Linked DNA regions of Homo sapiens: region 1 is linked to region 2. A link is a contact called in ENCODE Hi-C or POLR2A ChIA-PET data. All regions are on one chromosome and are shown on one strand. The core of a region is the stretch at or near the end of the contact, and the rest is flanking DNA. Distances in the headings are between cores, read along the strand shown. Region 1 overlaps TMEM94 (transmembrane protein 94). Region 2 overlaps GGA3 (golgi associated, gamma adaptin ear containing, ARF binding protein 3).

Region 1 (3,440 bases), core at 910-3,409, 240 kb after region 2:
GTGGAGATGGACATGGTCACACCTTGAGAGGCCAGAGCTGGTAGGGGAAGAGATGTGAGGATCCCAGAGGAGGGGAAGGATGAAGGGCCAGGGAAGGGGAGGGTTGGGGCCCGCGTGCCTTGCATAGCCTTGGCCTGGCAGTGACGCCCAGCGCCTCCTGCTTGCCTGCAGGGCGAGCCTCCCTCAGCCCTGGGCCTGTCCACGCGGAAGGCCCTCAGCGTCCTGAAGGAGCAGCTGGAGGCAGTGCTGGAAGGACATCTCAGGGAGCGGAAGAAGTGTCTGACGTGGAAGGTGAAGCTTCTTCTCGGGGCTACCAGGGCCTGGCTGGGATGGCAGGGAAGTGTGGGAGGCCCCTTCTCAGGACTCTGATGTACCCTGTCACCCTGGACAGTGTGACCCAACTGAGGCCTCATGAAATATCAGAAAGAAGCCAAGGTTCCCCTCAGAGTGGCTCCTGAGCCTGCTTGCTGCAGGAGCCCAACAGGCTGGAGCCCAGCCGAGGTCAAAGAGAGGGGACCAAGGCGGCCATGGGGGCTGGGAAGGGTGCCGGGGGAGGCAGCCAGATTGGAGTGGGACAGGCCTCTCATTGTCCCCTCCCTGTCCGAACTTCCCAGGAGGTGTGGAGAAGCAGCTTCCTCCACCACAGTAACCGCTGCTCCTGCTTCCACTGGCCGGGGGCCTCACTCATGCTACTGGCCGTGCTGCTGCTGCTGGGCTGCTGCGGGGGACAGCCAGCCGGGAGGTGTGCGCCCAGGGGCTGCTCCCCAACCTCTCCAGCTGTGCTGTCCATCCTGCCGCGGCACCTGGGACAGACCAGGGCTCTTGGGGGCTGTCACCCCCAAGCTGCTCCTGGGATGTAAGGGAACCTCCTCAGTCCCTTGAATGGGGTCAGAGGCCTAGCTGGTGTCAGGGCACCAGAACGGGACAGTCTTTCCACAAGGGACTGGGGTGGGAAGGGGAGCTGTGGCCTGGGGGCTGCTGGGTGGGCGAGCCCTCACTCCCTGTGGGTGCGGCCTCTCTTTCCTCCCACCAGCCGTGGGGTGGGGCTGGTGAATGCCTCGGCCTTGTTCCTGTTACTGCTTCTCAACCTTGTGCTCATCGGGCGGCAAGACCGGCTGAAGCGTCGGGAGGTAGAGCGGAGGCTGCGAGGGATCATTGACCAAATCCAAGGTGAGGTCAAGGGCAGGCATATTGGTGGGAAAAGATGACCGGACATATCAGAGCCCTGAGGGCTCCCCTCCTGCACCCCAGCACAGACGGGTTGCCTGTGGCCAGCATTGCAGGGGCTCTTGTCATCTGGGGAGTTAGAAGGATGCCCACTCTCTTTTGAGCAGGGCAGTGAGAGCTGTGGGATGGTGGTGGGTGCCCAGGCAGAGGGCTGGGCAGGCAGGAAGGCCAACAGTGGCAGGTGGGCTTGCAGGCTGGCTCACGTTGGGAAACCAACAGGGAAGTCCTCTCACATGGCAGGAGGATGATTGAAGTTTTCTCGTTCAAGTCCATCTTGTCTGGTGTACTGTGCTGGGAGACATGGGAAGGTGGGCAGACATACCTGCAGGAATTGGGGTGGGGTAGGGGCCGGGAGCCTGAGATGGAGCAGCCCAGCTCCAAAAGGGAGGGGAGTGGCTTGGATTTCTGCTTGGCCTTTCATTCAGGCGGTGTTTATGAAGCTTGGCTGCGGATTGAGGGTTGTTGAGGCTCTTTTGAGGGACGGTGGCTCCTGCTGTCCAGGGGCATGTGGTGCTGTGGGAGAAGCAGCACCCACTCATGAGACCTTTCTCCAACAGACCTGGGCAGTGGACGTTTAGATGCTAAGTGAGTTTGTCCTTTCGTTCTGAGATGGTTAATTGCCACCATGTGCCAGGCACTGGGAGTGCAATGGTGATGGCAAAAGATGGGCCCTGCTTTCCGGAGCTTAGTCTCCTGCCCAGGAGCATCAGTGGCTCCCTTTTGCTTATGGAAGCCATCCCAGAGGCACGAGTGGCCTCCCAGAGCCTCCAACACAGGCTCACCTTCCTCTCCAGCCTCTTCTCTTCCTCCTCATTCTGATGCTGAAACTACTCACCAGTCCTAGGCCCACTGTGTATCAGCCTCTGCCTCTGTGCCTCTCTCCACTGTTCTCTGCTGGTGAGCTTCTCCCTCACTCATCTCCAGCTGACAAAACCATTCTTCCAGGCCCATCCCCAGTGCTTCCTCTTTCAGGAAGCCACCTCTGATCGCCCCAGCAAATCGGTTTGCTCCCTCTTCTGGACTCCTGCAGCACAGGGATCTTTGTTAATGCTTAGCCGTGTTTGCCTTGTTTGGCGTTATCTGTCCACATGTCTCATCTGCCCCACTGGGTTGTGGCTCCTTGAGGAGCTATGTTGTTGTCTCCACCTTGCACCCCTCACAGGCCCTCTGCAATGTTTGTGAAGTGTATCTGAATGGGATGGGGGTACAAAGAACGAGAGCTCCAGGTGTTGAGAGGAGGTAGAGGCTCTGGGGCTGGAGTGGCCGGGTAGGGCTTTATAAGGGAGGCATCCTTGAAAGCAGGGAAGTGTTGGAACGAGTGGAGGGGTTTGACGCAGACCTCCTGGGAGAGGAAGTGGGCAGACAGTGCTTCCGGAAGTGCTGCTGTATCTGACTGGGGGGCAGGGCCGTGGCTGAGAGGGTTGTTTCCCTCTTTCCATTCCCCTCAGATGCCCTCAGGGATGGCAGGGAGATCCAGTGGCCCAGTGCCATGTATCCAGACCTCCACATGCCTTTTGCGCCATCCTGGTCCTTGCACTGGGCCTACAGAGACGGACACCTGGTCAACCTGCCAGTCAGCCTGCTGGTTGAAGGAGACATCATAGCTTTGAGGCCTGGCCAGGAATCGTTTGCTTCTCTGAGGGGGATCAAGGTAGCTTGAGGCTTTCCTTCTCCCTTGGAAATGCGGTGGGAACATCCACAGGCAACGATGGGAGGGTCCCCAGACTTCATCCGGAAGCTTCCCGGCCAGCTTACTGGCTTTTTGGCAGAGGCTCTGGAACATCTTCCTCCACCCTGCTGTTCTTTTTTTTGAAACAGGGTCTCACCCTGTCGCCCAGGCTGGAGTGCAGTGGCACGATCTCAACTCACTGAAGCCTCTGCCTCCTGGGTTCAAGCGATTCTCCCACCTCAGCCTCCCCAGTAGCTGGGATTACAGGCACATGCCACCACACCTCAACTGGCTTATTTTTTATTTTTTGGTAGAGATGGGGTTTCGGCATGTTGGCCAGGCTGGTTTCGAACTCCTGACCTCAGGTGATCCACCTGCCTTGGCCTCCCAAAGTGCTGGAATTACAGGTGTGAGCCACCACGCCTGGCCCCCTGTGCTGTTCTTTATTCTCGCTAAAAGTCTAGTCCCACAGGCCCTGTCCCAGTGGACTCTGGGCTAACTGATGGCTCCTAACCCCAGCGAATGTCTGTACTTAGATGAATTG
Region 2 (3,702 bases), core at 553-3,052:
GCATTCCAGCCTGGGCGACAGCGAGACTCCGTCTCAAAAAAAAAAAAAAAAAAAAAAAAAATCACCAGCTGGGCCGGGTGCAGTGGCTCACGCCTGTAATCCCAACACTTTGGGAGGCCGAGGCAGGCGGATCACCTGAGGTCAGGAGTTCAAGACCAGCCTGACCAACATGGAGAAACCCCATCACTACTAAAAATACAGAATTAGCTGGGCATGGTGGCACATGCCTGTAGTCCCAGCTACTCAGGAGGCTGAGGCAGGAAAATCGCTTGAACCTGGGAGGCAGAGGTTGCCTTGAGCCGAGATCGTGCCATTGCACTCCAGCCTGGGCAACAAGTGAAAACTCTGTCTAAAAAAAAAACAAAAACAAAAACAAAAAAAACAAAACAAAAAAAAAAAAACTCACCAGCTGGATGAACACATCATAACAGAGACTCCAGCTCCTTCACTGGCAACAGGGCTGCAGGGATCTGAGTAGCGACAGCTGCCAGGCAGAGGGAAGGCCCGTGGCACCCAGTGTATCACCCTGCTTCCCAGGTCGGGGCTCGGCCTCCCCGGCAGTGTTTCTGTTGTGGCTGCAAGGGGAAGATTCTGATGGTTTAGGTTCATATTTATTTATTTATTTATTTTGAGATTGAGTCTCGCTGTGTCACCCAGGCTGGAGTGCAGTGGCGCGATCTAGGCTCACTGCAACCTCCACCTCCCAGGTTCGAGCTATTCTCCTGCCTCAGCCTCCCGAGTAGCTGGGATTATAGGCATGCGCCACTATGCCTGGCTACTTTTTGTATTTTTAGTAGAGATGGGGTTTCGCCATGGTGGCCAGGCCTCCTGACCTCAGGTAAGGAGGTCAAGACCAGCCCTGGCCTCCCAAAGTGCTGGGATTACAGGCGGGAGCCACCGCACCCCGCCTAGGTTCCTCTTTAGAAGAAAAAGAAGGTGTCTGTCTTCAATCTTGAAAGAGAATTAACAGGTCCTTCAAAATCTGGAGCTTGAAAGGAGGGGAGTTAAATGTAATCAAGGGTAGCCATTTGGAAAGAAATGTCTGGCAATCCTGCATTACTGTATGGTAGCCTACCAGCTATCACATTCCAAATGCCAAGTCTCTCCCACCAATTGTCTGAAATTTCCTCAGGCATTAGCGTAGCTCTGTTACTAATTCCTATCAGGTGCTTAAAGTTCTCACATAACACCAAAAGTCTACAGGGTACAAAAATTGAATGGTCTGAGAAGCAATCCCCATCCCCCAGGGCTATTATTTTGGGAACAGTCATACACCTTGTGACAGAAGAAAAACTGGCCCACTCACTTTCACTTTTTGCACGGGGAAAAGCATCTTCTGAGTACAGAGTAAAATGTGGATCCCCCCAACCCCCGAAGCAACTGGTATTCACCATACGTTATCTTCTTCCCAAGTCTATTAGACTTCCAACAGCATTTCTACTTCCAAGAACACTCCTGCCCACTTTTCACTTGTATTAATTTCTCTAGAATCTCACTTTCTTCCACCTTGATAGACCTTTTTATGGCAAATCCACAGGGAGCTCTTTGCCTACTCACGGGCACAAAAAGCCCTAGTTTCTGCAATGGTCAGTTCCATGTCTATCTCCTCCAGCTCTCTGGGCAGCTCAGAAAGCAGAGCTCACCCGCCCACAGGAACGGGAAGGAACCTCTGGGGATAATTCTGGGTGACTTGATCTTTCCATCTGCCTACTGCCTCCCCAGCAGATGCACACAGCCTCCCACCCACTCAACATTTCCTTCACCTGGCATAGAGGTGACACCCGAGCTTCCCCTATAGACCTTGCCTTCCCGAACCGCCCCTCCGGGCTCTGCTCTGACTCATGGTTTCTGTCTATTTTCGAGTCTCTGTTGAAAGCCTCATCTGTTTCTGTGTCTCTGGATTTCCTGCTTTCATTTTTCAGCTTCACTCCATCGCTAGCCTACTCTCGTGGGACTTAAAACGTCATGTGGGGATGGAAACAGCAGCATTGGGTACCCCATTCCAGCACGGCTCAAACATTCCAGAGAAAACAAGATCTACATAGCAGGCTGGATGCGGTGGCTCACGCCCGTAATCTCAGCACTTTGGGAGGCCAAGGCAGGTGGATCATTTGAGGTCAGGAGTTCAAGACCAGCCTGTTCAACATGGTGAAATCCTGTCTCTACTAAAAATACTAAAATTAGCTAGGCACGGTAGCACACACCTGTAATCTCAGCTACTTGAAGGCTGAGGCTGGAGAACTGCTTGAACCCAGGAGGCAGAGGTTGCAGTGAGCCATGATTGTACCACTGCACTCCAGCCTGGGCAACAGAGTGAGACTCCATCTCCAAAAAAAAAAAAAAAAAAAATTATATACATATGGTCTGGGCACGGTGGCTCACGCCTGTAATCCCAGCACTTTGGGAGGCCGAGGCAGGCGGATCACCTGCGTGAGGTTAGGAGTTCGAGACCAGCCTGACCAACATGGTGAAACCCCATCTCTACTAAAAACACAAAATTAGCTGGGCATGGTTCCGCGCACCTGTGATCCCAGCTACTCAGGAGGCTAAGGCAGGAGAACCACTTGAACCCAGGAGGCAGAGGCTGCAGTGAGCTGAGATCAGGCCATTGCACTCCAGCCTGGGCCACAGAGTGAGGCTCCATCTCCAAAAAGAAAAATCTACGTAACAAATGACTTACAAACAAGCAGAAGCAAGAACATGGGCTGGAAAGGGAATAAAGGTCAACCTTCACTAGGGTCCTGAATGGAAACACAAACTTAGTCAATCACCAAGTCTTTGTTAAGCACCCGCAGACAATGAAGTAAACAGCATGTCAGCATGCCAGACCCTGGAGGGACTACAGAAAAAGTTCCAGACACAGATTTTACCCTCAAGGAGGCTGTGCTCTCCTGGTTCAATACATGAAAAAAAAAAAAAATCAGTTCAAAAAACAAGACAGTAGATAATTGGGCTAATTTGGTACAGAAATGAGTGTAAAAACAAATGTATGGCCCAGGCACGGTGGCTCACACCCGCAATCCCAGCATTTTGAGAGGCTGAGGTGGGTGGATCGCGAGGTCAGGAGTTCAAGACCAGCCTGGCTAAGATAGTGAAACCCTGTCTCTACTAAAACTACAAAAATTAGCCAGGCGAAGTGGCAGGCGCCTGTAATCCCAGCTACTTGGGAGGCTGAGGCAGGAGAATCGCTTTAACCCAGGCGGCAGAGGTTGCAATGAGCTGAGATTGTGCCACTGCACTCTAGCCTGGGCGACTAGAGTGAGACTCCTTCTCAAAAAAAAAAAAAAAAAAAAAAGCATCACTTCTTTTTCCTGACTTCCCCATTTCTTTTTCTTCTTCCTTTTTTTTTCTTTTTTGAGACAGGGTCTCACTCTGTCACTCAGGCAAGAGTGCAGTGGTGCGATCATGGCTTCACTGTAGCCTCAACTTCCCAGGCTCAGATGATTCTTCTACCTCAGCCTAGCTGGGACCACAGACACTCACATCACACCTAGCTAATTTTTTGTACTTTTGGTAGAGACAGAATTTTGCCATGTTGCTCAGGCTGGTCTTGAACTCCTAGGCTCAAGCAATCTGCCTGCCTTTAACTCCCAAGGTGCTAGGATTACAGGTGTGAGTCCCAGTGCCTGGCGTCTTTCGTTTTTTTTTTTCTTTTTTGTTGTTTGAGACGGGGTCTCACTCTGTCACCCAGGTTGGAGTGCA

The links. A loop is a pair of places that touch in the nucleus more often than their neighbours do. ChIA-PET counts read pairs that join two places held with the same protein, here RNA polymerase II (POLR2A). Pooled maps may share reads with other maps.
Region 1: a loop to region 2 is called in a pooled map, with 2.4 times the contacts of the local background. The contact joins two enhancer-like sites. A Hi-C loop is called at or near these places in 2 of 50 pooled maps. POLR2A ChIA-PET finds 5 or more read pairs at or near these places in 3 of 52 experiments (H1, K562 and activated B cell).

What each region holds. Positions count from the first base shown.
Region 1 is chr17:75,485,257-75,488,696 of GRCh38, forward strand. TMEM94 (transmembrane protein 94) reads left to right here. Exons shown (of 32, transcript NM_014738.6): 3 at 172-291; 4 at 615-742; 5 at 1,034-1,170; 6 at 2,676-2,878. Among named protein-coding and RNA genes, the nearest start is that of MIR6785, 12 kb to the right of the region's middle. RefSeq lists an enhancer at 2,811-2,860. Within about 2 kb of position 2,160, at least 18 of the 41 ENCODE cell types and tissues checked have a DNase peak (open chromatin) inside an H3K27ac peak, as active enhancers do.
Region 2 is chr17:75,248,434-75,252,135 of GRCh38, forward strand. All of the region lies in intron 1 of GGA3 (golgi associated, gamma adaptin ear containing, ARF binding protein 3), which reads right to left. Among named protein-coding and RNA genes, the nearest start is that of GGA3, 11 kb to the right of the region's middle. RefSeq lists enhancers at 2,092-2,191, 2,202-2,311 and a silencer at 2,635-2,929. Within about 2 kb of position 1,803, at least 11 of the 41 ENCODE cell types and tissues checked have a DNase peak (open chromatin) inside an H3K27ac peak, as active enhancers do.